Linked DNA regions of Homo sapiens: all the other regions are linked to region 1. The links are chromatin contacts, found by Hi-C or POLR2A ChIA-PET in ENCODE. All regions are on one chromosome and are shown on one strand. The core of a region is the stretch at or near the end of the contact, and the rest is flanking DNA. Distances in the headings are between cores, read along the strand shown. Region 1 has its middle 43 kb from the start of PLCL2. Region 2 overlaps RFTN1 (raftlin, lipid raft linker 1). Region 3 has its middle 97 kb from the start of PLCL2-AS1.

The links. Hi-C counts contacts between places; a loop is a spot of excess contacts on that map. ChIA-PET counts read pairs that join two places held with the same protein, here RNA polymerase II (POLR2A). Pooled maps may share reads with other maps.
Region 2: a loop to region 1 is called in a map of naive thymus-derived CD4-positive, alpha-beta T cell, with 2.2 times the contacts of the local background. The contact joins two enhancer-like sites. A Hi-C loop is called at or near these places in 1 of 168 maps with a recorded cell type or tissue (naive thymus-derived CD4-positive, alpha-beta T cell) and 2 of 50 pooled maps. POLR2A ChIA-PET finds 5 or more read pairs at or near these places in 1 of 52 experiments (GM12878).
Region 3: a loop to region 1 is called in a map of natural killer cell, with 8 times the contacts of the local background. The contact joins two enhancer-like sites. A Hi-C loop is called at or near these places in 4 of 168 maps with a recorded cell type or tissue (CD4-positive, alpha-beta memory T cell, gastrocnemius medialis, naive thymus-derived CD4-positive, alpha-beta T cell and 1 more), 11 of 37 single-sample maps with no recorded cell type and 15 of 50 pooled maps. POLR2A ChIA-PET finds 5 or more read pairs at or near these places in 11 of 52 experiments (CD4-positive, alpha-beta T cell, CD4-positive, alpha-beta memory T cell, CD8-positive, alpha-beta T cell and 7 more).

What each region holds. Positions count from the first base shown.
Region 1 is chr3:16,840,514-16,843,370 of GRCh38, reverse strand. No RefSeq gene overlaps it. Among named protein-coding and RNA genes, the nearest start is that of PLCL2, 43 kb to the left of the region's middle. RefSeq lists an enhancer at 806-1,055. Within about 2 kb of position 1,355, at least 22 of the 41 ENCODE cell types and tissues checked have a DNase peak (open chromatin) inside an H3K27ac peak, as active enhancers do; they include CD8-positive, alpha-beta T cell, GM12878 and natural killer cell, where a contact is called at or near this core.
Region 2 is chr3:16,481,382-16,484,238 of GRCh38, reverse strand. All of the region lies in intron 2 of RFTN1 (raftlin, lipid raft linker 1), which reads left to right. LOC124906219 (a long non-coding RNA gene) reads right to left here. Exons shown (of 3, transcript XR_007095839.1): 3 at 1-2,857. Among named protein-coding and RNA genes, the nearest start is that of RFTN1, 31 kb to the left of the region's middle. RefSeq lists an enhancer at 707-1,559. Within about 2 kb of position 1,363, at least 17 of the 41 ENCODE cell types and tissues checked have a DNase peak (open chromatin) inside an H3K27ac peak, as active enhancers do.
Region 3 is chr3:17,150,302-17,153,158 of GRCh38, reverse strand. No RefSeq gene overlaps it. Among named protein-coding and RNA genes, the nearest start is that of PLCL2-AS1, 97 kb to the right of the region's middle. RefSeq lists enhancers at 1,185-1,354, 1,555-1,614, 1,153-1,654, 1,655-1,734. Within about 2 kb of position 1,403, at least 4 of the 41 ENCODE cell types and tissues checked have a DNase peak (open chromatin) inside an H3K27ac peak, as active enhancers do; they include CD8-positive, alpha-beta T cell, GM12878 and natural killer cell, where a contact is called at or near this core.

The DNA.
Region 1 (2,857 bases), core at 106-2,605:
AGCCTACCCAGCAAAACCCCAACTTCCCTCAAGGGGCAACCCTTCCTGCTCCCTAAGTGGAGTGCGTGGAATGTGCCTTCTCTTAGGAATATCCTTTCCCACTTCTCCACCTGGCTGACTCCTTCTTAGACATCATTTAGGACTTTGCTACTTGAAATGTGGACCTTGGACCAGCAGCATTGGCATTACTTGGGAGCTTGTTAAAAACGCAAAATCTCAGGCTCCACCCAACCCTGCTGAATCAGAACCTGCATTTTAACACGATCCCCAAGTGCTTTTTGCATCCGTTACAATCGGAGACGCACCAAAGTAAGACATAGCTCAGATATTATCACTTCCTTGAACCCCTGGCTTCGGTGAGGTTCTTCTCCAGGGAGTGCCCACAGTGCCCTGGTCTTGGGCCCACCACAGCACTCACCACACTGAAATGTGTTTGTTGGTTCTCTGTCTCCTACCTGGATGGGCAGCAAAGGTGTCTTATTTATCTTGGCTTCTCCAGTGCCTATAACAATACTGAGTAAACATCAGTTGAAGGAACGAATGAGTGGCTCTGAAGAAAGGTGAAAGCACTCTGGAAAATTAGCATTATGTTGCTAGGAGCCCATCTGGAACCTAATACTTGACATTTCTCTCTCTCAGCTGCTCCAGCTGCCCCCTGCATACATGAACGATTTCTCTAAATGCACCTAACTTCAGCCTTCAGGCCTGAGCCAGCGTTTAGGGTTCTCTGAGTCTTCTGCTTTTAAGCCACCTCATCACGGAACCCAGTAGGAAAACCCCAACAAACAAGGGCGGGCCCTCTGCTGCTTGGCACAGCCACCTCAACAAAAGCTGGGCACTTCCTGTAAGGCCCAACCCTGGGCCTGGCATCCCATCCTGCAGGGGGATCGCCCCTCTCCCTACTTCTGCTCACCACCTCCGGCACTTCCCCCGGTTACTTGGGTTGCTGCAGGAGCTGGGAGCACACCTTGCAGCTGCGGCAGCTTCAGAAGCTCAGATTTAACAAATGCTGGGCCGGCCTCAAAGTTAACTTCAGTTCAGTTTTCAAAGATCCTGCAAACAGCAGAAGGAGACCAGCCTGCTTCTTGTTTCTTGTCAAAGAGCGCTGTTCCCTAATTAGCCTCTCATGCTAACTTGGGGGAGCATCTCTATTCTTAGATAATACAGAAAACTGGTTTTACCCCTTAATAGTGTCTTTCTTTCTTTTGTAAATAGTTTTTTAATAAACATTTTGGTAGCTACATGAGGTTGGGTAATGCCCAAGGCTTTACCAACCTCATTGTGATATTTTTTTCACTTGTAACATATGTGACCACAGATGCTGCCACAGGCGTCACGTGGCCCCCTCACTGTAGCTGGGAGGGGACACACCTCCCATTTCCCTCTGACCACTGGGCTTTGTCTTTTCTCTCTCCTGTCTAAATTACTGAGCTGTCAGATCTAAAAGGACTGTAAAGAATAGAGATGTCATTGCCCTCTTATTTTAAAAAATTAGTAAAACAAATTGCTTTAAGTTTTCTAAACTTTTCAAAGCATTTTTAATGCAATACGTCTACATGCTAATTGTAGAAAATGTGGAAAAGCCAGAAAAGCATAAATTACCCATAATGCTACAATACAGAGAAAAATCACTCAACATCTCGGTAAATTTCTCACTAAACTTCATGTATCCAGAATAATGCATGTGAATGACTAGCGATGGAGCTGTCCTCCACCTTCCAGCCCCCACTGATACTTCAGGAACTTGGTAATAATACAAACCTGCACTTTATGCAGTTTGGAGTTTTATTCCTACTTACAAGATTATGAGTGGGTTTATTGTACTTCTATAGTTGAGCTGAAACTACGGCAGTCCCTTCTCACCTGCACTTTCACTTTCCAACGTTTTAGTTATTTGCAGTCAACTGCAGTCTGAAAATAGTAAATGAAAAATTCCAGAAATAAACAATTCATAAGTTTAAAATCGTGCAATATTCTAAGGTGCTTGATGAACTCCCACGCTGTCCCACTAGGTCCTCCTGAAATGTGAAATATCCTTTTGTCCAGAATACCCACGATGTATACCACATAGTAGTTGTTTTGGTTATCAGTTTGAAAAAACAGAGAATATATAGGATTCAGTACTATTTGAGGTTTCAGGCATCTGGTGGGGGGTCTTGGAAGGCATCCCATGCAGATAAGCAGATAAGAGGGGACTACTGTGCATACAACTTTGTATACTTCCTTTTTTTTTTTTTTTTTGCTTAAAGGAATATCAAGAGAATTTGCTCATGTTAACACTTTTTTCCCCCATTTTCTAATTTGTCAAATGAGTTTAAATGAGGTGATAAAATTGTTGGAAGTTGGGAGGTTACTAATCTGTTGTAATAAGATTTAAATAAAATAATATATTTTCAAAGTGCTTAGCTTGGGGCCTGGCATATAGTAAACTCTTCATAAATGGTAGCTATGACCATAGATTATTACTAAAATCTCATTTTAATGCCAGCATATTTCATTCTAAGTAGCATATTTAACCACCCACCCTTTTATTGTTCTGAGCTTGTTTCCAATTCTCCCCATTAAAAATTGTAGCACTGCAAGGATATCTTTGAGTATAACTTTTTGTTTCCTTTACAAAATTATTATTTCTTTAAAATAGATGACTCGGTTGAAAGATATAAACATTTTAAAGGCTTTTTGTTATATATTGACAAATAACTTCCCAGTGTTAATAACACTCAGTATTAATAACTGGCAGAAAATTTGGTACTAGGAAGTTATTTATCTATGTATAATAAAAATTGTATCAAATTTCTGGCCAACCACAAACGGGATTGCCCATCTTTCTGCATCCTCACCAGTAGTCAATCTTCTT
Region 2 (2,857 bases), core at 114-2,613, 360 kb after region 1:
GTTGTCCTTTCAGTCTCCCTTCACGGCTGGGAAAAAGACTAATCTAAAAAAATGGATCATGATTTACATTATATTCTGAAAATTAAGAAATGAAAGTTGTGGGGAGCTAAGTGTTTGGGTGCCTAATGGCTAGTTATAAATCCTGGCACTATTAGCCTTTCTGATTTCGTGAAGGGAGATGATAGGCCAGTTCCATGGCCTCATCTAAAATAATGTCAATCTCCAGAAAAGCCTTTAAAACTAATCATTAGCTTAAAGGAGTGGTTCCCAACCTTGAGAGTGAATCAGAATAGCCTGGAGGGCTTGTCAAAATGCAGAGTCCTGGGCCCCATCCTCAAAGTTTCTGATTTAGTAAGTCTAGGGCAAGGCCTGAGAATCTGCTTTTGTAATAAGTTCCCAGGCAATGCTGATGCTGCTGGTCTGGGGACCACACTTGGAGAACCTTAAAAGATCATGTGGAGTACAATTTTTTTTTTTTTAATTTGAGTGGAGATGGCAGAAAAAAATTATACTAGTGTGATCTTTTGAGTATAAAATAAATTCAACAAATGTTTACTTACCTACCTATGTATTATGACCAAATCATAACTTACTTTCTTTAGGTGACTTGGAATATATTTGGGAGGACAGGCCAGAGGAATAAAAATAAGGATACAAGGTGACACAATGATTCTCAAAGTTTGTTTAAAAAGTTCCCATGCCCAGCTGCACACCAGACCCATTAAGTCAGTCTTGGTGTTGTGGTTTGGTTCTGTGTCCCCACCCCACCTACAGTTGACACTACAGAACAGGTGTCAACAGACTCAGCTTAAGTCTGTGATGTCTCAGGGAGCTGGCTAAGATGGATACCTGGCTGCTGGTGCCTGCAGGTTCTGGGAGGGAGGGGGGTGCTTTACAGGGGAGCCCAACATCGTAAACTAGGGAAAGGAAGGAAGAGAATTGGAGGGGATGAGTACTTATTTGCATTACAGGAGGATTCTTGGTTTAAAGTGGGTTTCACCATGGGGTTCCTTTAGATAGAGCCTCAAGTACTCTGAAGTGTTTGTTTTGCCTTTCCTTAATGAGGTATTTATTACCTCTCTGTAAATATGATACCTGCAGTTTTAGAACATAACAAATCCATCTATAACATTTGCAGCTCTTCAGCAGAACTGAGCATACAGTCACTGACGTTGATGGCATTTTTTCTAAGTAAAAACAAACAAACCTTGGAGCAAAATGTCAGAAGCCCTGGAGGAGGGAAGGTGGATGGCTAGAAGGGAGGCTCTAAGCAGCCCTTGATACTGCTGCAAGAGGCCCCAGGGTCAGAGTTGGGTGGGGCGGGACTTTCTATATTTCCGCAAATTTAAGCTCACCCCGGTGGGAGGCTCCTCCTCGTACAGTCCTTCATCTTCATGGCAGAAAGGCTGTTCTGCCCCTGCGCCCTCCCTGGCCTCTCTGGGGATCCCTGCAGCTGATGTATTGTGATGGAGCAGTGGACTTGGATGCTGCTGGTATTGATATAATCATTGTTAACAGTAGCAACAGTAATAACAGCTAATGTGGCATGCATGGTGCTCAGTGTCAATTAATCCTTATAGAGATCTTGATTTTACAAATGAGGAAACAAGGCTCAGTGAGGTTACCTAATGTGCCCGTGGTTCTGCAACGAATGTGTGATGAGCTAGAATCAGAACTCAGACTTGCCTTCTTCAATTCTTTACTCTTAAGGATTGTGGACAATACCAAAGGTCCCTCGGGTATGGCTTTGAGATTTGGTTGGCTGTGATCGGTCATTCAAGGACCCCAGCTTTGATGTTCTCTTTTTGATTGAGCCCTACTCTAGGGAGAATTTGGCTGCATGTTTTGGTGAATCATAGATGGTGGGGATGAGAATAGACTGAGTGGTTGAGCATTGTCTTATGCTGTGTTGTTTGCAATGCAGCTTGATATACTTTAGCTCAATTCATCCTTACAAGTCTAGAGATGTTTTTTGTTCTGCTTGACAAATAGGGAGCCTGACAAATAGGGTGGTCTTGTCTTACAGAGCCGCAGCTTGCACTGAGGTCTTCCGACTCCATGTGCCCTGTGTGTCTTGCTGCTGCCTGGGACCCACAGAGTCTCTGAGGGTCCGGAGCCACATTAAGGGTCATGCTGCCCATGACCTGTTGGTGACCACTTTCCTTAGGTATCAAGAACATGAGTGTTGGTCAATAACCCACTGGAGCGTAGTGCTGGCTTCTGTTGTTCCCAGCTTTAAAATAGGGCTAGGTTTGACCTCCAGCTCAGATTCAGAAGGCCAAGTCTGAGCTTGAGTATGTGTGGATGGCTGCCACTTAGTCCCAGTTTTGTAAGTGTGCCAATATCGGGACTTTTCCTGTGCTGAATATAGACTCCTCCTTTGCTGAAAATAGTATATGCGGTAGGGTAGGGAAACATTTTTCTTTCCTAGAAAATCGCTCCTTGCTCCTCTAGGTAACATTGACTTCTGTGAAACCATCTGTTTCTTCCAATATAATTTCCAGACTATTAGATTAAACAGTTTCTCCTGACCCACTTTTGGCTTCTGTTTCTTTTCACTGTTCATTAATAAATTGTGTAGCAGAGTTTTTATGGAGAGTGTGTGTGTGTCTATTTATTTAATTTCAGTTTAGGCAAAAGCAATTGTTGGATGCAGTGAAGTTATTTAACTTCCTACTTGTGTTTCATTTTTGTTTCCGGTTTCTATAATTGCTAAGAGTTGGTTTTTGTTTTTGAGATTCATGCAAGGAAGTCAATGGCATGAGTTATGAGTTGAGGTTCTGGCTGGGAGGTGTGTTAAAAACAGACCATGTTTTTAAACAGAAGATGCAAAGAGTAATAAGGAAATCGGTTCCCA
Region 3 (2,857 bases), core at 154-2,653, 310 kb before region 1:
TTGTAAACTCTCCCATCTTAGGACTGTACACGTTCTCCAGGCCTTTGTCCTACACCTCCCTGCATTCTGCTGAATATATTCATGTCCAAGTCCAGATTCTGCATTTCTTATCTTGAAAAGAGGGACTCTGAGCCTTAGCTATTTATTTACCCATATTTATGAGCCTACCATGTGCCAAACACTGTGCTGGGGGCTGGAGACATGCAGTGAACAAGATGGATAAGATGCCTGTCCTCAGGGAGCTTGCAGTCCAGTGGGAGAGAAAGGCAATGCCCAGTGAATGAATGAGATAATTTCAGATGGGAAGGATGTGGCAGAGACCCTTCAGGAAGCCCCAGTTCCCTTTCCCCCTGGGGAGGGACACAACTAGACCAGCCTCCCTTGAAGGGACTGAGCTTGGGCCACTGGAGTGTGAGGGGTGAATATGAATATGTAGAGGAGGAGGAGATGAGTAGATGACTCTGGGAGCCCAGAACGGTGGGGTGGGGGAGAGCGCAGAAACCACCTCCTCCCCAGATCTTGAGGACCAGCCAGTCCCAGGTTTTTCCTAAACCTCTTTGTCATTCTTTGCTTTCATTCCCATAAACGTTGCCCCTCCCACAAACATCACCCCTGGGGAAAGAGTCATAATCAACTCTGATCAAATCCCAGGCTGCTTACAGGTTGGGGAAAGATAGAAGCCAGTGTCAACCAACCCCAGTTCATTCAGAGATGTTAGTGTCCATCAGACACCAGTGCCGTGAGCCCTGCCTGCCTGACTCCTCCCTCAAGGTGCCAGGGGTCCATCTATCCCGCTGTCAGCCAATCAAGAGGGGACTATGAGCAAGACAAGCAAGCTCCAGGAGCCTCCATTTCCCCGTCGTTAATATTGGGGGGTGGGGCTGGGGCAAATGCCTAGCTTGGCCACCTCGCAGGGGTGTTGCAAGGGTATTAAGCCTGTCAAACTCCAGGCCCTGGGTCTGGCTGTCACCTGCATTAACTCCTCCCAGTCTCCCCATGGGGGCCGGTGATGGGGAAGGCAAAGCCTTGGGCTGATGTGGCCACATGTGTGCAGACAGCCCAGAAGCTCTGCCCCTCAGGACTTTCCCTCCCCCAGCACCTGAATGGCAGGATTTGGGTGGCTTCTAACTCCTGGAGGTGACAAGCTCTGCATGATCGCAGCAGCCGCTGTGCTTCCATCTACCGTGCAGCACCAGCACCAGGGACCAAACTCACCCTGTCACAAGATATGGAGGCATGTTCCTGGGCATGTGTGTGACTCACCCAGTGTCGCAGCGGTGGTGCGTGGCAAGGCTGCCGCTGGGTTTCTGAGAATCCTGCACCTCAGAGATTCAGAGAAACTCAGACTTTCAGAGAAAGTCTGTCCTGTCCGCTGTCAGCAGAGGCGTTAACCACAGAGCTTGCAGTGGGAGCCCCGAGAACTAGCTCAGCAAGGCCAGGCAGAGTTCATCCTTCCTGTCCCTGAGCTGCTCTGGGGCTGGAGGCCTCATGAAGCAGAGCCAGATGTTAGCTCTGTCCCTGGTGGCAGTGTGGACGTGGCAGACAGGTGAGAGATGGGCCTGCTGGAGTCGAACTGGGGATCCACTTTACCGGATTCCATGGGAACAAAGCAGATACAGGCCTCATGTTATGACCCCTCCTGCGTAGGCTGGGTTTGGTCCCAGCTCGTCCAGGAGACAGTGGGTAGGCCCCACTCTCTCTGACACTCCATCTGAAAAATAAGGAGGCTGGGGTAGAGCTGGCTTTTTTTTTTTTTTTTTTTTTTTTGAGACGATTCTCGCTCTGTTGCCCAGGCTGGAGTGCAGTGGCACGATCTCAACTCACTGCAACCTCCACCTCCTGGGTTTCAAGCAATTCTCCCACCTCAGCTTCCCGAGTAGCTGAGATTACAGGTGCCCACCACCACACCCGGCTAATTTTTCTGTATTTTCAGTAGAGATGGGGTTTCACCATCTTGGCCAGGCTGGTCTTGAACTCCTGACCTCATGATCCACCCACCTTGGCCTCCCAAAGCGCTGGGATTATAGGCATGAGCCACCACGCCCAGCCGAGCAGGCACTTTTTTCAAACTTTTTTGACCAGACCCCACAGTAATAAATACATTTTATGATGAAATTTGACTGGCTTAAAAATATATTCCATGATATATTAAATAGGATTGTGTCTGCTGCTATATAACACACAGGTTCCAAAATGTCAGTTGCTTAAAACAAGAGAAGTCCATTTCTCACAGACATAAGTATCAAAGTGAGGCTTCCTGGTTTGTGTGTGACTCTCCTCCATGCAGTGATTCAGGGACCCAGCCACATTGAGGCTCCATCCTTTAGGACTTTCCCACCAATGTCAGAGACACTTTGACTAAGAAGTAAAGTGTCACTTTTAATCACATTCCACTGGGAAAGCAAGTCACCCAGCGGCCCACCTAGACACAAGGGCAGCCCCTTCCTAGGGACACACTGATACTATGGAGAGGAGTACAGCTTTGCTAGCCAGTCAGCTGCCTCTACCCCCATACCCTAACCCCTGAATACACACACCATACACACCCTGAAACAGAAGGCTCGTGAAACAAACATCCTCATACCGCATGCAATACCTTTCTCATTCTGATACCTCCTCCCCTATTTTATTTGATTCTATTTTACTTTCATAAGTGCTGGATGTGACCCACTAAATTAATCTCATGATCCACTAATGGGTCAATTCCTACAGCTTAAAGATTCAGATGATTCCTTAAAGAAGTGTCCATAATACTAACCAACTCTGAAGAGTGTATGGAGTTCAGTGGCCACATAGTTGATAAGCTTTTTTAGCTAAAAAGAGAACTGCTTGAAGCCATAGCTGTCACTCAGAGGAA